Regions from separate parts of the Homo sapiens genome. Here region 2 is linked to region 1. The links are chromatin loops, found by intact Hi-C in ENCODE. Cell type or tissue: mesothelial cell of epicardium. All regions are shown on one strand.

Region 1 (4,000 bases):
TTGGCGATGAACATATGAGTGCATGCATCTTTTTGGAATAATGATCTATATTCCTTTGGTTATATACCCAGTAATAGTACTTCTGGGTGAAATGTTAGCTCTGTTTTAAGTTCTTTGAGAAAACTCCAAACTGCTTTCCACAGTGGCTGAACTAATTTACATTCCCACCAACAGTGTGTAAGCATTGCCTTTGCTCCATGGTTTCACCAGTGCCTGTTGTTTTTTGGCTTTTTAATAGTAGCCATTCTGTCTAGTGTGAAATGGGATCTCATGTGGTTTTGATTTGCATTTGTCTAATGATTAGTGATGATGGGCATTTTTTCATATGCTTGTTGTCCACTTGTATGTCTTCTTTAGAGAAGTGTCTTTTCATGTCTTTTGCCCATTTTGTAGTGGGGTTATTTGGGGTTTTTATTGCTTGCTGATTTGTTCAAGTTTTTTATAGATTTGGATATTAGGCCTTTGTTGGGTGCCTAGCTTGTGAATATTTTCTCCCATGGTGTAGGCTGTCTGTTTACTCTGTTGATGGTTTCTTTTGCTGTGCAGAAACTCTTTATTATAAAGTGTATAAAATTTATAATCAATAAATGTACATTTGCCGATTCAATAAGTCAATCACATTTATTGATTTACAACATAATTTACTTAGGTCCCACTTGTCACTTTTTATTTTTGTTGCAATTGCTTTTGGAGACGTAGCCAAAAATTCTTTGGCAAGGCTGATGTAGAGAAGGATATTTCCTAGGTTTTCTTCTAGGATTTTTATAGTTTGAGGTCTTATATTTAAATCCATGGTAGGATAGCACCTCCCTGTCCCTTTGAAGTGAACCATGTTACCTGCTGTGAGCAGTGAAGTGGAGCAGAAGTCACAGGTGCCATTTCTGGGCAGAAGCTTTGAAGGGACCATGGTGAGCCACCCCATCATTTCTTCTGCCTAAGCAGTTTTGGGGGCACAGAAGTCGGGTGTTATGGGCTGAATTGTGTCCCCCACCCCCAAGTTGATACGTTGAAGTCCTAACCCCAAGTGCCTCAGAATGGGATTGTGTTTGGAGATGGGACCTTTAAAGGTGTAATTAAGGGGAAACGAGGTCATATGGGTGAGCCCTCATCCAATCTGTCTGGTGTCCTTATAAGGAGAGGAGATGAGGACACAGACACAGACCGAAGACCACATGGAGACACAGACAAGAGGGTGGCCACTTATAAGCCAAGGAGCCAGGCCTTAGAAGAAACCGATTCTGCTGATACCTTAGTCTTGGACTTCTGGGACCCCGAACTGTGAGAAACAATATTTCTGTTATTTAAGACCTCCATCTGTGGTATATTCTTACCGTAGCCCTAGCAAACTCGTATTGATTTTTGATACCAGGAAGTGGAATGCTGCTCTAAAAAATACGCAAAAATGTGCAAGTGGATAATGAGTAGAGGCTGGAAGAGTTTGGAGGTGCATGCTGCAAAGGCCTAGATGGTCTTTTTTATATGTTTAATTTCTGGTCAAAAATATTTTAGTTGTTTTATAGAGTTCTGGGAAAATAATTACCTAAGGAAAAGAAATAGCATTGCTTATAGGCGGGTTTGAATATTAGCCCTGTAGCTTTGCTGAGAAATTGAGAAATTCTTCTTGGTTAGAGTCCTGAATTACATTAAATGGAGGGATAGGGTTAAGGTGTTTATTTTGTGTTTTTTGCTTTCAGCTTGGTGTTTTTGGTTGTTGTTGTTGCCCCAAGTGAGTCCAAAACCCAACCGGGAAAAGAACATTAAATCTTAAAACTTGAGAACCTTCTTTGACTCCATGGCCCATGTTCCAGATATACTAGGATGTGGTTGGGCGGCCCAGGGCTTCAGGTGGCTCTTCCCCCATGGCTTTGCTGGGTGCAGCCCAGGCAGCAGCTCTCACATGTTGGAGTTTGATGCCTGAGGCTCTCCCAGGGTGGACTTGCACACTGCTGGCTCTACCATCCTGGAATCTTGGGGATAGCCTCTTCCCCACGGCTCTGCTGGGCATTGCCCTAGTGGGAACGTTCTGTGGTGTCCCTGCCCCTGTGGCAGTTTTCTGCCTGACCCCAAGGCTGTCTGGGACATACTTTGAAATGCAGGTGGAGGCAGCCATATCCCACAGCTATTGCACTCTGCACACCTGCAGAATGAGCACCACGTGGATGCTCCAAAGAGTTTTCTGCCTGTGTCCTCTGGAGGGGTGATAGCATGTCCCCCACTCCACCAGGGCCCATTGAGCAACACTTGGAGCAGCCAAGGAGCACCACAGCACAGTGTGGGAACCAGCGACTTCAGGGAGTGCTGGGCAGCAAGCCCCAAGGTCCTCAGGGGTCCTCAGGGCGCCCCAGGGCCTTTCTTGGAAACCGTACTGCCGTCAGTGCCCTGGCACCATGGGCCTGTGACGAGAGTGCGGCCTGAGTGATCCACACAATGCCTTCAGGGTCGCTCTTCCATTGTCCTGGTGAGGAGCACAGCCCTGATCCACGCAGGCCTCCTGACCCACACCCTCGTGTTCGCTCCCAAACACACTTTCTTATCTGTTCAAAACGGGCAGGCTGAGAAGGCTAAAAGTTTCCCAAATCTTTAAGTTCTGCTTCCCTTTTGATTATAAGTTCTGTCTCTAAATCATTCCTCTTTTTCTTTCATTTTCCTATAAACGTTCAAGACAATCAAGCCGCTCCTTCAATACTTTGCTGAGATATTTCTTCTGCCAAATTTCAGTTACATCACTCACAAGTTCTGCCTTCCACCAAACACTAGTGCTTTGCCACTTTATGGCAAGCGTCACTCACCTTTCCTCCAGTTTCCATTTACCTCTTCTTGATTTCCATCTGAGACTTCATCAGAATGACCTTTCCTTTCCATATTCTTTTTTTTTTGTTTGTTTTTTAGAGACTGGGAGCCACCGACATGCCAGGAGACAGGCCTGGAACAGAACCTTCCTGCACAGCCTCAGAAGAAACCCACCCTGCTGACACTTTGATCTTGGACTCATGGCCTCCAGTACTGTGAGACAGTAAGATTCTGTTGTTGAAGGTGCCCAGTCTGTGGTACTGTAAAACAGCCCTAGGAAACTAACATAGCCTATTAGCCTACAGGGTGAAGAGATGGAATTCGCAATGGACCTCCAGGCTTACTGTCTACAGCTCCCAAAGTGTGCTGTCGGACCCTTGGGTGTGTGTAGGTATGCAAGATAATTTTGGGTGGTGCAGAGTGAATAATGTCAACTTACATAATGGATTTATCTTACTGGATAAATCACGGGTTCCCTCCTGTTTGGAACCAGGCTGCACAGCAGGAGGTGAGCAGCCAGCCAGTGAGCAAAGCTTCATCTGTAGAAACAGCCGCTCCCCATCCCTTGCATTACCACATGAGCTGTGTCTCCTGTCAGATGAGTGGTGCCATTAGATTCTCATAGGAGCATGAACCCTACTGTGAACTGCGCATGCCAGGGATCTAGGTTGTGTGCTCCTTATGAAATCTAATGCCTGATGATCTGTCACTGTCTCCCATCACCCCCAGATGGGACCATCTAGTTGCAGGAAAACAAGCTCAGTGTTCCTACTTATTCTACATTATGGTGAATGGTATAATTATTTCATTATATATTACAGTGAAATAATAATAGAAATAAAGTGCACAATAAATGTAATGGGCTTGAATCATCTCCGCATCATCCTTTCCCCTTCTCCCGGGTCCGTGGAAAAGTCTTCCATGAAACTGGTCTCTGGGACCAAAAAGGTTGGGGACCACCGGTATAAATGCTTCTAAGAATAGTTAAGCAAATTAAGGTTTACATGCTGCTAAAAATATGGGTTTCAATGCTAAGAAAAATGGATGCACGTGAAAACACTCTCTTGCTGTGGTCCAGGGAATCTAAACCATTCTAACAGAGAAACGTGCAGCTTGGAGCTGGAGCTGCCCTCCGACATCCTGTCCACCTCATATCCCTGCACCACACACGCATGCACACATGCAAGCAGACATGTACACATGCATACGT
Region 2 (4,000 bases), 170 kb after region 1:
CTGCACATGGAGAGAAGCTGGAGGCTGCTGGCTGGCCTTGTGACTGTGAGTCTGTTTGGTTTGTCCGTGGGGCTGCCAGGGCCTGTGGCAGGGATGGGGGTAGAGGTAGGGGGTTTATGTCAGGATCCAGATGTCAGGGTGAGAATGTTTAGCATGAGCTCCCTCTAGCTGCTACATGGGAGAGAGCCATAGTTGGCAGGAAGGGAGGCCAGGAGGCCAGAAGGGAGGCCAGGAGGCAACCAGCAAGGTGAGGGCCAGAAGCAGCCAGCACTTGGTGGAAGCTTCAGGTTTCTGGCTTTGACAGCCCTGTGGACAAAAGGCAAGGGACAGGTGGGGTAGGGAGTACCCTCCACTCCCAGCAACCCTCCCCACACACAGTCTGATCTCCATCTCTGTGGCCAGAGGACACCTGTGAACACCCGAGCCAGATCCCATCCCTCCTTTGTTCAGGATTCCCAATGGCTCCCACCTCTCTAGAAAGCCAAAGTCCTCCTTGAGGTCCACAAGGCCCTGCATGGCCTCTGTGACCCCCCTCCCCAGCTGCCCTCACCTCCTTCCACTCTTCCCTTGCTTGCAAGGCCCCAGCCACATCTCAGCACATTCCTACCCCAGGACCTTTGCACGTGCTGTTCCCTCTGCCCAGAATGCTCTTTCCACAGGTACCTAGATGGCTCACCTCCTCAAGACCTCTGCCAAAATGTCACTTTTTAGGGGAGGTATTTCCTGGCCACCCTGTCTACAGTTGCACCTACACGTATACCCCCTCTCAGGCACACCTTCCTCCATTGCACTTGTGACCAGTTGGGAACTCGGTAAACATCCACTGAATAGATGATCTGCTTTTTGGGTCTATTTCATCTTCATTCATTAAACAAATGAACAAGCATCCACTCCTTGCCCAGGGCTGGGTATGCAACAAGAGCCAGCCCAACCCGCAATGGTACTTTGCCCTCAGAGTCCCTCGATGGTGGAGAAGACAGACATTAAACAGCTGAGTCCAAGTCCAGTTAGGGGAGCAAAACACAGAGGCCCTGTGTTCTGTGAGAGTGGATATGAGAGATACGAATGCCGTCCTCTGGGCAGAGCCCTTTGGAGGGAGAGCAGAATAAGGAACTGTGTGTGAGAGAGAGACAGACGCTGAGTAGAAGTGATGGGAAGGTGGCAGGACAGCAGGGCCTGAGATGCCATGTTAGAGCATCACAGGCAATAGGGAGCCATGGAGGGTTGTAGGCAGGGAGGGGTGTAATTGGATTTCCATTTTGCAAAGATCATTCTGGCCTCAGGGTAGAGACTGGATGGGACAGGGGTAGCAGATAGATGGGGAGACGAAGGAGAAGGTGTCGGGGGGGTGCAGGGAATTTTTTGAACGACCCCTACCGCTCTGCAGTCTAGTGCTGCTTGGTGGCTGGGGTGACCTTTATTTTATTTAGAGACGGAGTCTTGTTTTGTCACCCAGGCTGGAGTGCAGTGGCATGATCATAGCTCACTGCAGCCTTGACTTTTTGGGCTTGAATGACCCTGCTGCCTCAGCCTCCCAAGTAGCCAGGACCACAGGTGTGTGCCACCATGCCTGGCTAATTTTTAAATTTTTGTAGAGAGAGGATCTCACTGTGTTGCCCAGGCTGGTCTCAAACTCCTGGCCACAAGCAATTCTGCATTGGTCTCCCAAAGTGCTAGGATTACAGGTATGAGCCACTGTACCCAGCTCCAGGGTGACCTTTAAAAGGTTCTTCATTGAACAATTATATTTCAGCTTCCTGCTTGTGCCAGGCACTGTGCTGAGTGTAGTATGCAAACCCCACCCTGCAGAGCCAGCATCTAGTAGCAGAGAGTTCATAAGCAAATAAAACGCATGGCGTGCTGGTGATAGGTATGGAGAAATCAAGTCAGGACACGGCGTAGGAGTGCGGGGGCCAGCAGGACCTTGCCGAGCTAGTGATGTTTGAGGAACGACCAAAAGGAAGATGCAGGAGGAGCTGTGAGGGGATCTGGAGAAGAGAGAAACAGCCCGTGAAGAGGCCCTAAGGCAGAACAGTGCCTGGTGTTTCACATTGTACAGGGCCTGTTTGTTTTTTGTTTTTGAGATGGGGTCTTGCTCTGTTGCCCAAGCTAGAGTGCAGTGGCATAATCTCAGCTCGCTGCAACCTCCACCACCCGGGCTCAAGAGATCCTCCCACCTAAGCCTCCCGAGGAGCTGGGACCACAGGCGTGTGCCACCATGCCTGGCTAACTTTTTGTATTTTTGGTAGAGACAGGGTTTCACTATGTTGCCCAGGCTGGTCTGGAACTTCTGAGCCCAAGCAATCAGCCCGCTTCAGCCTCCCGAAGTGCTGGGATTACAGGTGTGCGCCGCCACATCCGGCCCAGTGCAGAGCCTTTGTATGATACAGACTTTGGCTTTTGGTCGAGTGAGGTGGGAGCCACGGAGGGTTCTGAGCAGAGGAGGGAAGCAGCTGACTTAGATGCTCACAAGCGCCCTCTGGTGGCCATGGGGGAAACATACTGTAGACAGTTTCATTTTGCAAAGATTGTTCTCACCTCGGGGTAGAGATTGGATGGGACAGGGGTGGCAGATAGATGGGGAGACGAGGTGTAGACAGTGAGGTGGGGAAGTGGGGTCCAGCCAGGAGATGATGGGGCTGGACCAGAGAAGCTGAGGAGTGGCGAGAGGTGAGTGGGCTCTGAAGGAGTAGCCACAGGACCTGACGGGGCTGGATGTGATGTGAGGGGAGAGGGATCCAGGATGACTGTCCGGTTCCTGAGCACCTGGAGGGACTGGGCTGCCATCCGCTGAGCTGGAGGATGGGGCAGGGACTGGAGATGCCGCGACAACCCTGCCCTGCCCAAGGACCATGTACCTGGGCCCTCTCTGGGCACGTGCTCTGTCTCTGCGAGGTAGGTCTGTTAGTCCCTGAGCAGCAATGGGGAAATAGGTTCAGAGAGGCCAAGTGCTTGCTCTGAAGCTACACAGCAGATTGAAATTCAGGAGCTTCGACTCTCAGCTGGTCCTTCATAGTCACCCCGGGGCCTGCAGCTTCCTTATGGACCTGCCGGATGCCTGAGGGCTTCCTGGAGGAGGTGGGCTCATGGGCGGCTGGGTTTGGGGAGTGGGCAGGAGGCAGGAGATGCAGCCAGAGGGCTGTGTGTGGAGGGGCCGGCTGCTGCCAAGAAGGGAGAAGACCATGAAGGGGGCTCAGATCCCAGATCCCCACCTTGGTTCCCCGCCACCCCACCCAAGGCACTCAGACTCCCACCCCCTCAAGCGCGCAGAGGGTTGCCATGGCAACTGCAGGCTAGGGCAGGCTAGAGGCGCCCCCTCTCCCCCAGCAGCCACTTCTCCTCCTGTCGCTCTCCCCATCTCCATCCCAGGGCACCCGAGGACAGAGTCTAGGCCTTAGTGGCCCACCCTGCCGCACCGACCCTTGACTTGAGACAGACGTAGGGCTTAGATGCGAACATACAGGCAGGTGTGCAGCCCCGTTTCCCATGGGTGAAATAGGGTCACCTATGGCTGGGTGCAATGGATTCCTGGGTACACCTGTAATCCCAGCATTTTGAGAGGCTGAGGCGGGAGGATTGCTTGAGCCCAGGAATTCAAGACCAGCCTGGGCAACATGGTGAAACCTCATCTCTACAAAAAACACAAAAATTAGCCAGGCGGGGGTTTGTGTGCCTGTAGTCCCAGCTACTCAGGAGGCTGAGCTGGGAGGATCACTTGAGCCTGGGAGGATGAGGCTGCAGTGAGCTGAGAGTGCACCATTGCACTCCAGCCTGGGCAACAGAGCAAGATCCTACTGTCTCAAAGGAAAAAAAAAAAAAAAGAGAAAGAGAAGAAAGAAGGAAAGAAAAAAGAAAGACAAATAAGGTGACTGGAGACTACTGAGGTGCAAGCGGGGGACAGACACAGGTGTGGGCTCACCTGGCTTCCCAGATGTAGAACGTCCAGGCGTGACCAGCTCTGAGGTTGCATAGACACTCAAATACAGTGTGGGCCCGGGGG

The links. A loop is a pair of places that touch in the nucleus more often than their neighbours do. Peaks named below come from ENCODE experiments on the same cell type or tissue, not always from the same donor. Only the 100,000 strongest peaks of a DNase experiment are listed, where the experiment ranks them.
Region 2: a loop joins it to region 1, with 17 times the contacts of the local background. A loop is called at or near these places in 1 of 110 quality-filtered maps.

What each region holds. Positions count from the first base shown.
Region 1 is chr17:30,546,042-30,550,041 of GRCh38, forward strand. No RefSeq gene overlaps it. Among named protein-coding and RNA genes, the nearest start is that of GOSR1, 71 kb to the left of the region's middle. In mesothelial cell of epicardium, no CTCF peak of the experiment used is centred here; a DNase peak (open chromatin) is centred at 2,150.
Region 2 is chr17:30,717,011-30,721,010 of GRCh38, forward strand. It overlaps the pseudogene SUZ12P1. Among named protein-coding and RNA genes, the nearest start is that of CRLF3, 110 kb to the right of the region's middle. RefSeq lists an enhancer at 2,336-2,385. In mesothelial cell of epicardium, CTCF peaks have their summits at 2,499 (motif pointing left) and 2,702; DNase peaks (open chromatin) are centred at 2,481 and 3,481.